Regions from separate parts of the Homo sapiens genome. Here region 2 is linked to region 1. A link is a contact called in ENCODE Hi-C or POLR2A ChIA-PET data. All regions are on one chromosome and are shown on one strand. The core of a region is the stretch at or near the end of the contact, and the rest is flanking DNA. Distances in the headings are between cores, read along the strand shown.

The links. A loop is a pair of places that touch in the nucleus more often than their neighbours do. ChIA-PET counts read pairs that join two places held with the same protein, here RNA polymerase II (POLR2A).
Region 2: a loop to region 1 is called in a map of endothelial cell of hepatic sinusoid, with 13 times the contacts of the local background. The contact joins two enhancer-like sites. A Hi-C loop is called at or near these places in 2 of 168 maps with a recorded cell type or tissue (DLD1 and endothelial cell of hepatic sinusoid). POLR2A ChIA-PET finds 5 or more read pairs at or near these places in 7 of 52 experiments (A673, GM12878, H1 and 4 more).

What each region holds. Positions count from the first base shown.
Region 1 is chr11:63,948,529-63,955,206 of GRCh38, forward strand. NAA40 (N-alpha-acetyltransferase 40, NatD catalytic subunit) reads left to right here. Exons shown (of 8, transcript NM_024771.4): 4 at 3,710-3,805; 5 at 3,879-4,037; 6 at 4,228-4,311; 7 at 5,444-5,521; 8 at 5,810-6,678. The coding sequence ends at 5,951. Among named protein-coding and RNA genes, the nearest start is that of NAA40, 13 kb to the left of the region's middle. Within about 2 kb of position 3,488, at least 7 of the 41 ENCODE cell types and tissues checked have a DNase peak (open chromatin) inside an H3K27ac peak, as active enhancers do.
Region 2 is chr11:64,004,384-64,011,061 of GRCh38, forward strand. All of the region lies in intron 4 of MACROD1 (mono-ADP ribosylhydrolase 1), which reads right to left. Among named protein-coding and RNA genes, the nearest start is that of OTUB1, 21 kb to the left of the region's middle. RefSeq lists an enhancer at 3,489-4,079. Within about 2 kb of position 3,224, at least 19 of the 41 ENCODE cell types and tissues checked have a DNase peak (open chromatin) inside an H3K27ac peak, as active enhancers do.

The DNA of each region.
Region 1 (6,678 bases), core at 2,238-4,737:
TAACACGGTAAAACCCCGTCTCTACTAAAAATATAAAAAATTAGCCAGGCATGGTGGCGGGCACCTGTAGTCTCAGCTACTCGGGAGGCTGAGGCAGGAGAATGGCGTGAACCCGGGAGGCGGAGCTTGCAGTGAGCCAAGATTGCGCCATTGCACTCCAGCCTGGGCAACAGAGCAAGACTCCATCTCAAAAAAATGTATATATTTTTTGGTAGAGAAGGGGTCTTGCCTATGTTGCCCGGGCTGGTCTCAAACTGCTGTCCTCAAGTGATCCTCCCACCTCGGCCTCCTAAAGTGCTGTGCCCAGCTGACCCTGAACAAATTACTTAACCTTTCTGTTCCTCAATTTTCTATTTAAAAATGGGCCTGGGCCAGGTGTGGTGGCTCATACCTGTAATCCCAGCACTTTGGGAGGCTGAGGTTGGAAGGATCGTTTGTGCCCAGGAGTCCAAGACCAGTCCTGGCGACATAGGAAGACCCTGTCTCTACAAAAAAAAAATTTTTTTAATTAGCTGGGCATGGTGGCACATGCCTGTATTCCCAGCTACTGAGAAGGCTGATGTGGGAGAATTGCTTGAGCCTGGGAGATGCAGGCTGCAGTGAGCCATGGTAGCAGCATTGCACTCTAGCCTGGGTGACAGCAAGATCCTGTCTCAAAACAAAACAAAAACCCAAAAACCAAAAATGGTTCTAATAATAGTACCTTTCTCATGGACTTGTCAGGAGGATAAGATGTAAAGTGTTAGTTCCTGCAGCATAATAAAAGCTAGATAAGTGTTTGCTGTTATTTTATTTTAAAATTTTATTTTAGATTCGCGGGGTACATGTGCAGCTGTGTAGTGGTGGGGTTGGGCATCTAGTGTACCCATCACCCAAATAGTAATCATCGTACCCAATAGGTAAATTTTCAACCCTCACCCTGTTTGCTGTTACTATTACTGATCCAGTTAACTATAGGCTCTGGAGTGAAGGCCCCCTCACGTTTTTTTCTCGTTTTGGTTTCTAAAATAGGAAGTATAATCTGCCTTACCTGAGATGCTGTTGATGAGTTGTGCTTCCAGAATGTAACATCTTGGCTTGGGGATAAACTGGGGCTCTGGGGGATTGAATTGTAGCTGGGCTTCTTAATAACTCTACTTGGAGAAGTCACTCATATTCCTCAAGCCTCATTTTCTTACCTGTCAAATAGGATGATGATGCCAAACTTGCAAGCTGTTTTTTTTTTTTTTTTTTTGAGATGGTGTCTTGCTCTGTCACCCAGGCTGGAGTGCAGTGGCGCCATCTCGGCTCACTGCAAGCTCAGCCTCCCGGATTCACGCCATTATCCTGCCTCAGCCTCCCGAGTAGCTGGGACTACAGGCACCCGCCACCACGCCCGGCTAATTTTTTGTATTTTTAGTAGAGATGGGGTTTCACCGTGTTAGCCAGGATGGTCTCGATCTCCTGACCTTGTGATCCGCCCGCCTCGGCCTCCCAAAGTGCTGGGATTACAGGTGTGAGCCACCGTGCCCAGCCAAACTTGGAAGGTTTTTTTTAAGGAAGAAAGAGAATATATGCAGCTCAGTAAGTAGCAGCTGGTATGAGGTTTTTTTTGTTTTTTTTTTTTTTTGAGACAGAGTCTCGCTCTGTGCCTAGGCTGGAGTGCAGTGGCACGATCTCGGCTCACTGCAGCCTCTGCCTCCTGGGTTCAAGTGATTCTCCTGCCTCTACCTCCTGAGTAGCTGGGACTGCAAGTACATGACATCACGCCCTGCTAATTTTTGTATTTTTAGTAAAGACGGAGTTTCGCCATGTTGGCCAGGCTGGTCCCGAACTCCTGACCTCAGGTGATCCACCTGCCTCAACCTCCCGAAGTGCTGAGATTGTAGGCGTGAGCCACTGCGCCCGGCCTGGAAAGTCTTTTGACATACTTTAGATATCCCATATTGTGATATCTCATAGTGTTTTCGTTTTTGTTTTTGAGACAGAGTCTCGCCCAGGCTGGAGTACAATGGCATGATCTTGGCTCACTGCAACCTCTGCCTCCCTGGTACAAGCAATTCTCCTGCCTCAGCCGCCGGAGTAGCTGGGATTACAGGCACCCCCCACCACGCCCGGCTAATTTTTTGTATTTTTATTAAAGATGGGGTTTCACTATGTTGGCCAGGCTAGTCTCGAACTCCTGACCTCATGATCCGCCCGCCTCGGCCTCCCAAAGTGCTGGGATTACAGGCGTGAGCCACTGTGCCCGGCCTCATAGTGTTTTCATATTCCGTATTCCCATTGACTTCCAGAAATGTGGAATAGCTCCAAAACAGGCATTGCCAGCCAAGTCTGGGCTCCTCTGGTGCCTTGAATTTTGTGTGGTTCCTGTGGTTGTGATCTTACTTTCATGTACTTTAATGGAGAATTCGTACCTGCAGGTGGGCTTTGGACATTTTATAGTTAAGATAGGTGCAGTGCTGTGTTTGGGCAGCTGTGATGGCTAAGTGGGTGATAAAGAAAGGAAGATGCTTCAGGGGCAGGGAGTTCTGAATTCATAAGGCTGAGTGTGGTGTGCCAGTCAGTAGAGGTGATGGGATTCCAGTGCGTACATCCTCTGGGGGTTGTGTCAAAGGTCACTGAAAGGTATTGATACGGGAGCTCTTTAAAGGCTTAGAGTTTGCTGACTCTAGTCCTTTCAGAATGTAGTGCTCTCTAGGGAATGTGATTTCACAGATCAGTCAAGGAGTTTAACTGTTTTTTACTTAAATTTCATTTAGAAACAGATACCTTAACACTTAGGCATTTGTGGGTTTAGAAAAACAGTGTTGGGCTGAAGCCTGCTTCACCCGGTTTTTTTTTGTTTGTTTGGAGACAGAGTTTCGCTCTCACTGCCCAGGCTGTAGTGCAATGGCACGATCTTGGCTCACTGCAACCTCCGCCTCCCAGGTTCAAGCGATTCTCCTGCCTCAGCCTCCCGAGTAGCTGGGATTACAGGCACCCACCACCATGCCCAGCTAATTTTTTTGTAGTTTTAGTACAGACGGGATTTCACCATGTTGGTCAGGCTAGTCTCGAACTCCTGACCTCAGGTGATCCATATGCCTTGGCATCCCAAAGTGCTGGGATTACAGGTGTGAGCCACCATTCCTGCCTCAATCTGTTTGATCAGCTGAGAGTATCCCCCCTGCTCAGATGAGGCAGGCAGGACTCCTGGGGCGGGGTGGGGCGTGTTGAGCCGTAGTCTTCTCGAAGGACCTAGGGTCACCCAGTGGTTTTGAAGGCGCAATTGGTAGATAAGAGGAATGGGGTCCCATGGGAGCCTAGTGAGGAGTCAGCTCAGAAATTACAGCAACAGGAAAAATGCCTAAGGGCAGGAACTAAATAACAGAAGACATGAGTGTTTATAACAAAGTACAGAAGAGACAGAAAAGGTAGAAAAAGAATAAAGAGAGAGCAGAGAGGGACAAGAAGTTTACAAAGTGCCGAGGCGGATTAGGACAGCTTGGGGAGGCAGGAAACGGGCCTTGTGGTTGGGGGGTGGGCCGTGTGGCCACAGTTGTTAATCTCAGCCTGAAAGACTTTGTTCCTGCACCTTCTCTAGTCATGCTGGGGCAGATACAGGGTTGGCTTTTCTCTGTGCAGTAACTGAGACTGGGCCTTCCTCCCTGTGATTCTGAGGGAGGAACAGCAGTGCCCTGGCAGGAGTGCTGTAACCAATTCCGTACACGTCCTGTCCTCTTCTCAGGTTGAATGTCTCCATTGAATGTAAGCGAGTGTCTGGACTGGAGCCAGCCACCGTGGATTGGGCCTTCGACCTGACCAAAACGAATATGCAAACCATGTAAGCTTGTCCCAACCAGGGGAGCCTAGTTCCTCTCGCAGCTTTCCCGTCTGACTGCTCCCAAATTCCCCAGGTATGAGCAGAGCGAGTGGGGCTGGAAGGACCGAGAGAAACGGGAGGAAATGACAGATGACCGAGCCTGGTACCTCATCGCGTGGGAAAACAGCTCCGTCCCTGTTGCCTTTTCTCACTTCCGGTTTGACGTGGAGTGTGGGGATGAAGTCCTGTACTGGTAGGAGCCATGGCTTGGGGGAGGTAGGGGAGAGAGACCCTGGCGATGTTCCAGGCACTCCAGCCAGGTGACAAAGCCCCTGGACCTACCTAGGTCTATGAGCTGCCAAGGACTGCAAGCTCCTCTGCCAGACCTTACAGCCTCTTCATGTCCCATCCTGCACGCTCACCTCTCTGCTTTCTTCACCTAGCTATGAAGTGCAGTTGGAAAGCAAGGTGCGGCGGAAAGGCCTGGGGAAGTTCCTCATACAGATCCTGCAGCTCATGGCCAACAGGTAAGGCCTCCCTTCTTAGGAGGCCCATATAGCACTCAGTTGGAAGGAGCTGTCACTGAGGCACTTGCCATTCTTTGAGCCTTGTTGGAGGAGGAGGCTCATAGGCATGTTTTGGGAGAAAGGTGTCTTAGAACCCTCTCAGTAAGATGCTCCCTGCCTTATTATGACTCCAGATTTTGTTTGTTTAGCTCAGTGCAGTGAACATCTTTTTTTTTTTTTTTTTTTTGAGACAGAGTTTCACTCTTGTTGCCCGGGCTGGAGTGCAATGGTGCCATCTTGGCTCACTGCAGCCTCCACGTACCGGGTTTAAGCAATTCTTCTGCTCAGCCTCCCAAGTGGCTGGGATTACAGGCGCGCACTGCCATGCCTGGCTAATTTTTGTATTTTTAGTAGAGACGGGGTTTCTCCATGTTAAGGCTGGTCTCGAACTCCTGACCTCAGGTGATCTACCTACCTCAGCCTCCCAAAGTGCTGGGATTACAGGCATGAGCCACCACACCTGGCCAGTGAGCATCTTTTGAGTTTCTAATCTCTGCCACCTTCTGTACCGAAGTAATGGTGCTACAGAGAGGAAGTGGGAAACATCCTTGCTCTGGAAGAAGCCAGTCTGGTCAGGGCCGATGCCTGTGCAGTCTGATCAGCCTGTGATGGGGGAAGCAGTGAGTGCTGTGTGGGGGTCCAAGACCTCCAGAGGCTAGAGGCCAAATTCAGGAACACTCGTGTGGGTGAAAGGGAGGTAACAGACAAAGGCAGAAAGGAAAGGAAGCATGACCTTAGTCTCTGTGTCTTTTCTTTTTTGAGACAGGGTCTCACCCTGTCACCCAGGCTGGAGTGCAGTGGTGTGATCGTATCTCACTGCAGCCTCTACCTCCCAGGCTCAAGTGATCCTCTAGCCTCAGCCTCTGGAGTAGCTGGGACTAAAGGCACATGCCACTATACTGGGCTGATTTTTTTAAATTTTTAAATGTTTTGTAGAAATGGGGTCCCACTATGTTTTCCAGGCTGGTCTCTAACTCCTGGGCTCAAATGATCCTCCCACCTTTGCCCCTCAAAGTGCTGGGATTACAGGTGCATGCCACCATGCCTGGCCATGTTTCTCTTTCTAAAAGGCGTTTGCTCTGCTTTCTTCCAGCACACAGATGAAGAAGGTTATGTTAACAGTATTTAAACACAATCATGGTGCCTACCAGTTCTTCAGAGAAGCGTTGCAGTAAGGAGCTGGGTGTGGGCCCTTCTGGGTGGTAGGTGGGCCTGCCCAGGGCCATTTTTCTGGTCCTGGCCCTCACTCATTCTGATGCCTGAGCTCATGGTCCAGTGGTCCATGGGGGTTCAGGTTCAGGGAGATGGTATGGCAGTGCTCTCTGATTTGGTCCACTGTCCACCTCCTGCACCCTCATCCTAAGGGTCTCATCAGTGTGGCTGGTAGAAGAGTTCTCGGGCCAGGGAGGAAGGCACTCAGCTGCCTGCCACCAACCCTTTTCTCCTGCCTGCCTTGCAGATTTGAAATTGATGACTCTTCCCCCAGCATGTCCGGTTGCTGTGGGGAGGATTGCTCCTATGAGATCCTGAGCCGGAGGACCAAGTTTGGGGACAGCCATCACTCCCACGCGGGTGGGCACTGTGGTGGCTGCTGCCACTGAACTCTCAGAGCCACTTTCAAGTCACAATGCTCTCTCCTAAGGCCTTTCCTCTTTCCTGGTCTCACTGTTCACCGGGTGTCCTCAGAGCTGTGGCCTCCCCAGCCCTGCACGTGCCAGGCTGCGCCCTGAGAGCACAGAACCCTGGGGAGAAGTGGTATCAGCTGCTCCTCCTCTCCTAGGAGACCAGAGTGCTAGAAGGGAATGAAAGGGAGAGGGAAGAGTAGGTGGGGCCGGGCAGTGAAGCTCATCCTCCACAGTGGCTGCCTCCTCATTTGGCTCCTGGGGCCTGCAGTGGAGGTTCTCGCACCTCTGCAGCCCCTAGATTCCTGGCAACCTCCCCTCCCCTGACACATACACACTTGGACAAATGGAATGTTTATGTCCACCTTTATGAAAGTTCTGGAGTCCTGGGTCTGGGGTTTGCTGGTCCCCAAAGAGGAACACACTGGGTGTAAGATCTGGGTGTAGAGGGCGGCTTCAGAGAGACTCACGCTTGCGCAGTTGGAATTGCTGTTAACGGAGACTGGGAAGATCTTTTGTGCCAAGATGCAGGGAAATGAAGAAAGCTCTTTCCAGCTGTTTTTATGGATTCATGGAGTGGGCTCATGTTGGGACCAGCTGACTCTGGGAGGAAGACTGCCTCTCCATCGCTGTCAGAGAGCCTGAAAGGACCAACAATGAGGTGTTCTTGGGACCCGCCATGGGGATGATTGCTTCTCTAGGCTCC
Region 2 (6,678 bases), core at 1,974-4,473, 56 kb after region 1:
TAATATGCATGAAGGGAAGATTAGATATTTAAATTTATTCAGCAATAAATGCATCTCAGTGGGGGAGCATTCCTCATGCTAAACAAACAAGCAGGCAGGGGCTAATTAATTATTTACAGGAACATAAGGAGGCCTGTGGCCCACAGGACCAGGAGGGCAGCTGTGCCCCTACCGAGGGCAGGGCACCCCAACCCGCAGGCCTGGACCTGCTCCTGGTCTCTCTCTGCTCCCCCATTCCCCCTACCATCCCGTGGGGCTGGCCCACGCTGTGCCCTCTTTGGGATTTCTCTTCCCAGAATTCCTGGCCACGAGATTGCTGGTGGTTTGGGGCAAGTCACTTAACCTCTCTGAGTCTCAGAGCTCTGGCCTCCAGAGACTGGTGGGGGCTGGGAGGGGTGACTCATGCCTGTAATCTCAGCACTTTGGGAGGCTGAGGTGGGAGGGTCACTTGAGCTCAGGAGTTCGAGACCAGCCTGGACAACATAGTAAGACCCCATCTCAAAGAAAAGAAAAAAGAGTGGTGGGGAGCACTGAGATATGCTGGAAGGTGTCAAGGGGGATGGGAGACTGAGGGCCAGGGGGGTTAAGCAACCTGTCCAAGGCCCCACAGTGAGAGGAGGAGCAGAAACTAAGATCCACTTTATTTATTTATTTATTTATTTATTGAGACAGTTTTTTGCTCGTTGCCCAGGCTGGAGTGCAATGGCATGATCTCAGCTCACTGCAACCTCCGCCTCCCGGGTTCAAGCAATTCTCCTGCCTCAGCCTCCTGAGTAGCTGGGATTACAGGCGTGTGCCATGATGCCTGGCTAGTTTTTGTATTTTTAGTAGAGGTGGGGTTTTGCCATGTTGGCCAGGCTGGTCTTGAACTCCTGACCTTGTGATCCGCCCGCCTCGGCCTCCCAAAGTGCTGGGATTATAGGCGTGAGCCACCGCGCCCGGCCAAGACCCACATTATTAACCCTCATCGTACAGAAGTAGTGATAGGCTCAGAGAGGCAAAGCCACTTTCCCAGAGCCACACAGCAAAGTGTAAGGCCTTGCCTGGGCAGCTCTTGCCCCTGGCCCCCACCTTCCTAGACTCCTGTGGGCCCCAAGAGCAGGGAGGTGAACAGGAAGGGGGGCCTGGGCAAGGTTGTGGGGGTGAGTGGGGCCTGGGCTGGCTGGGTGTCCAGCCTGCTGCCCTGTGACTGCAGCGTCTGGCCCTGCCTCTCAGGTGCCGAGTCTCATACCTCTCTGGCTCAACCTCACGCCTCTGAAATGAGCTTTTGGGGGCTGTATGGGAGGATCCCCTTTTTACAGATGGGAGGCTGAGGCTCAGCCATGGACTTCACAGGCAGGGGATTCCTTTGCCCTGTCATGCTTTTGGGGGCCTTGTACCCCAGGGACTGGCTGCACTGCCAGGGTGGAGATGCCCCTGAGAAGGCAGGCAGGAGGGCTGGAGACAGAGGGCCTTGGGGAGGCAGAGGTGTGAGCTGGGGTTTGAGGGAGGGGTGTGTCTCCCCTCCAGCCCAGGAAGGACCAGGGGTCTGGGCTCCAGGGACCACTCCCGCCTGGACGGGCTGGGCACAGCCTGGAGGGCATTGGCAGCCAAGCCTCGGTGCAGCCCATGCTGGTTTCCCTCTCTGGAGGAGGGCTACAGAAATACCAGATGCCAAGGCAGAAAGGGACAAGGCTCCCGGGGAAATGGGGGAAACTGAGTCTCTGAGAGGGTACCAACTGCGTCAAGGGCAGACATCTGACTTGCTGCCCCAGGCTTCTAACCCTGCAGAGGGAAGGTTTAGCCACAAAGACCGGATAAGTGACCTACCCAAGGGTCTTGCGCTCTCTTCTCTCCCAGCCCACTCCTCATTCTCCACCTCTGGCTTCTATTCAACTAGGCCAAGACCTGAGCGATATCCCATTGCCGGAACCATCTTTGCTTCTGCTCACACCCTCCTGGTCGGCCATTCAATCAACAAACTCTAGCCAGCCCCGGCTCTGTGCTAGGCTTGAGCTCAGCCCAGCAGGGTGCAGAGCCCATCCTCACCAGGCCCCACCCTCTCGGTGCCAAGGCGGGTGGGTGCCCGGGGGAGAAGATGGATGGACGACAGTTCTGTGATGAGATCTGAAATTCATTACGGGGTGAGATCAGCTCCTTAAATGGGGATTTGAAAACATTAGGGCTTCATTATGTACACAACGGCAGTGCCTCATTCATCATGCAAAAATCACTCCCGTTATTAAAAATCCCTGTGGCAGCTGCATGCCGGGGCTTGGTGGCATCGTGCCTGCTGGGGACAGAGCAGGAGCTCCACAGCCCTGCCTGGTCAAAGTTGTGGCCACGGGACAGGGGCCCCAAGTCCCAGCCTCCCTCTTACACAGGGGCCAGCTGCGGGGTGGGGCGGGAAGTGAGGTTCAGCTCCAGGGACTTAGTGCCTCAGTTTCTCCACCTGCAAAATGGAGACGCTAATGATGCCTCCCATAGGGCGGGGTGAGGGTGTATGAGATTCTTCAGGGAGAGGTTCAAAGGGTGCTGGTGGCCATGTCGTAAGTACTGAGAATGCCTGGCTGCCGTTGGCACCATCATCAACTGGGGTCAGGCAGGGGTGGCAGGAAGGCCTGGGGGCCTTTCCTTGGGGAAGGGCACGCATCCCCTGTCATAAAACCTCCCATGGCTCCCAAGAGTACATGGAATAAAATCCTCAACTCCAACAAAGCTTTCCTGGACTCTCTGGGGCTCCCTGCAGCCTCCCTCTCAGATGAATTCACTGCCTCCCGCGCCCCTCCTACTGGTTCCAAACTCTACCATTCAAAAAATGCGTACGAGGGCTCGGGGGCGACGTGCCACGTGCCAGCCCTATGCAAGGGCCAGGAGTCCTGTGGCCGCAGCAGTTCTAGGGACGGGACACGCGGCTCTAAGTTGTGGGCGTGGTGAAAAAGGAGAAGGGGAAAATGGAGCTGGCCCCGAGGAAGGAGGGAGGGATGGGCGCCGTTCAGAGGATGAGGTGGCCCCTCCGAGGAGGTGGCATTGGAGCAGAGCCCTGAGTAATGAGAAAGAACTGGCTTTGGAAGGAGATGGGGAGGAGAGTCCGGGATGAGAGTCCGGGCGGAGAGCTCAGGAAGGGCAGAGCCCTGTGGCAGGAACAGGCCGGCGGGTGAGGCTGGGAGGGAGCGCTGCCTCTACAGGACCTCCCGGGAGGTGCGAGGAGTCGAGCAATTGGGAATTGATTCGAGCGCGGTGGGAAGTTTCCATCAGTGAAGGGACGTGTTCTGGTTCGGCCTCTGGACCCTCTTCTGTTCCCTCTTCTGGACACGCCCTTCCCTTCTATGCTGAAGCACAGCCCCCTCCCCCCTCGCCCTTTGCCAGACAGCCCCACGCCAGAGGGTCCCGGCACGCCCACCCTGCACACACAACACCCACCAGACTGGCACAGGGACAGGTGCGGGGACTGCCCAGCCCTTCCGGCTGCCTGCTGCTTCTGAGCTCAGCCCTGCTGGGGAGGGGAGGGCCGCACACAGCCCCGCCTCCAGAGGGCCGAGGCTGGCCACAGGCCACGGAGGTCACGTTTATCTGCTCGCAGAGCAAGGCCACGGCTAATCGGAGCGGCCGGAGCTGAGCCTTTTCCTAGCGGCCGCGGGAAGCAATCACGGATTAGCAGCGGCCGGGCGATGGGAGATAGCGCCAGAGCAGGGCGCGGAGCGCTTGTGAGCCGGGCAGGAGTCGAGCGCTGAATACTTAGAGGCCTGGGCGAATCCTCCCGGGCCTGCGGGTCTACGAACAGAGAACCAGCCAGAGCCAGAGAGAAAGAACGACAGGAGAAGGGAGAGGGAGCCAGGGAGAGGCAAAGCGTGGAGGGAGAAATGGAGAAAACGAGGGAGAGAGGGAGGTGGCAAGAGAAAGAGGTGAGGGAGAGAGGCAGGGTTGTGGGGGAGAGCGCTCGGCTGGCCCCCAGGGTCCCAGCATGTGTGTGAGGAGGGACCGGCCCTGGGTGGCGGCTTCTGAGCAGGTGAGGGAGTCTGCGGTGGGGCCTGGGGAGAGGCGCCCAGGGTTAGGGTGCGGGCGCGGGACAGGGAGTGTTGTCCACCTGGCAGACCTTCACTAAATGCAGCAGTGGAGGGGGTGTCGGAGGGGCTGCCCTGACATGGGAAGGTGAAACTAGGCGGGAGGGTTGCGACAGGAGGGCAGAGGAGCGCTCGGGCCCGGGAGCAGCATGTGCAAAGGCCCGGTGCTAGGGGAAGACAGTGAGGGAAGCCCAGCCACCCTAGCTTCTCTTGGGCGGTGTAGGAGACACACACACGGGCTTGCCCTGCCAGCACAGGGTGCAGAGGTGCTCAGGGCCGACGGCATGGGGGCAGGGGCAGCTGCACCCACACAGGCAGGCTCGGCTCCTGCAGTTTGAGCGGGGTCGCTAACCTCAGGAAGGCCCCAGACAGAATGTGGGGAGGTTGGGGATGGGGTTCCATCCTCTCCTGCCCGCCTGCCAGGGACCTGCCTGACTCCCTCCCACCCATGCCAGGAGCTGACCCTTTGGGGCGCTGGCCAGGCCGGAGTAGAGATGGCGGCCACGCAGCCAGAGGAAGGCGGCCCTGAATTAATCTGTCACTAAAGCTTGGCCGTGGCAGGCGCAGTCATGATTTAGATGAATAATTGAAACGCTCGGATACATTTATTATCCCTTTAGTGCAAAAGTGGCAGAGAAAGACGAGGGGTAATTGAAAAAGAGCGCACAAATCTCCCCGAGAAAGCCGGCTCCTTATCTCCGAGTAAACATTTCAGTCCTAATAAACAGGAGAGACACGGGCGTCAGGGCTCTGTCGATTCCCATCCTGATTTAGGACCTGCCTCCCTTCTTACCATACAATAGGAGAGTGTTTTAAAAAATGTTTTTATTGAGCCAGTAAAAGCTTTCCAGGAGGGAGGTGGGAGAGAGGAGGGGGCCTGGCAGACACCAGGCCAAAGGGTCTGTCGGGAAGGCTGGCAGCTGCCCCAAGCCCATCAAGCCTTCCTGAAGCAGACACAGGCCTTCCCCCTGGGGGGCCCGTCCATCCTGCTCTACCTGCAGAACTCCTATTTAGCCTTCGGGACCCAAGTCAAATGCTCCCTCTGCTGGGAAGCCTCCTACCAAACTGGGTCTCCCTGAAGGCAGAGCCAAGCCCTGAGTCCCAGCATTTGGCATAGCTCCCTCAACTCAGAGAGAGCTCCAGGGAAGAATGGGTAGTAAGGGAGTAGGGGGACTTCCCCAGGACTCACTGCATTGCCAGCACCATCTAGTTCGGCCCCAGGGTGTGGTGGGTGGGGGTCCAGGCCCAGAGTGAGGCAGGCACAGGAGTCCTGTGCCCTCCAGGTTAAGTCCCTTTAGCCCCAGCAGCCCCTGGGGGCTCTCACTGCATTGGGGGTGCCCGGGAGACTCCCTTCTCTGCTCCCCTGAGACTGCAGCCCTCTTCTGCTCTAAATCACCGCACATTTGCCGTAAAAACAGTGGGCTCGGGCCCCAAAGCCCTGCAGGCCAGTCCCAGCCCCATCTTCTGAGCCCCAGTTGCGCCGGCCCCTCCTGGCAGGAACTCCACGCCACTACCCACACCAGGGTGTTGGCCGGGGTGTTGGCTGGGATGTTGGTTGGGTTGTTGCCTGGGGTATTGGTTGGGGTGTTGGTTGGGGTGTTGGCTGGGTTGTTGGTTGGGGTGTTGGCTGGGGTGTTGGCTGGGGTGTTGCCCAGGGTGTTGGTTGGGGTGTTGGTTGGGGGGTTGGCTGGGGTGTTGGTTGGGGGGTTGGTTGGGGTGTTGGTTGAAGTGTTGCCTGGGGTGTTGGTTGGTGTGTTGGCTGGGGTGTTGGTTGGCATATTGGTTGGGGTGTTGCCCAGAGTGTTAGCTGGGGTGTTGGTTGGGGTGCTGGCTGGCATGTTGGTTGGGGTGTTGGCTGGCATGTTGGGGTGTTGGAGTGTTGGCTGGTATGTTGTTTGGGGTGTTGGTTGGGGTGTTGGTTGGAGTGTTGGTTGGAGTGTTGGCTGGGATGTTGGCTGGGGTGTTGACCGGGGTGTTGGCTGGAGTGTTGGTTGAGATGTTGGCTGACATGTTGGGGTGTTGGTTGGGGTGCTGGCTGGCATGTTGGTTGGGGTGTTGGCTGGGGTGTTGGTTGGGGTGTTGGTTGGTGTGTTGGTTGGGGCGTTGGCTGGCATGTTGGTTGGCATGTGTTGGTTGGGATGTTGGCTGGCATGTTGATTGGGGTGTTGGCTGCCATGTTGCTTGAGGTGTTGGCTGGGGTGTTGGTTGGAGTGTTGTTTGGGGTGTTAGTTGGGGTGCTGGCTGGTGTGTTGGTTGGGGTGTTGGCTGGCATGTTGGCTGGCATGTTGGTTGGGGTGTTGGTTGGCATGTTGGTTGGGGTGTTGGCTGGCATATTGGTTGGCACGAGTTGGTTGGGGTGTTTGGGATGTTGGCTGGCATGTTGGTTGGGGTATTGGTTGGGGTGTTGGCTTGCATGTTGGCTGGAGTGTTGGTTGGGGTGTTTGCTGGTGTATTGTTTGGGGTGTTGGCTGGCATGTTGGTTGGGGTGTTGGCCAGGGTGTTGGCTGGCATGTTGGTTGGGGTGTTGGCTGGCATGTTGGTTGGCATGTGTTGGTTGGGGTGTTGGTTGGGATGTTGGCTGGTGTGTTGGTTGAGGTGTTGGTTGGGATGTTGGCTGGCGTGTTGGCTGGCATGT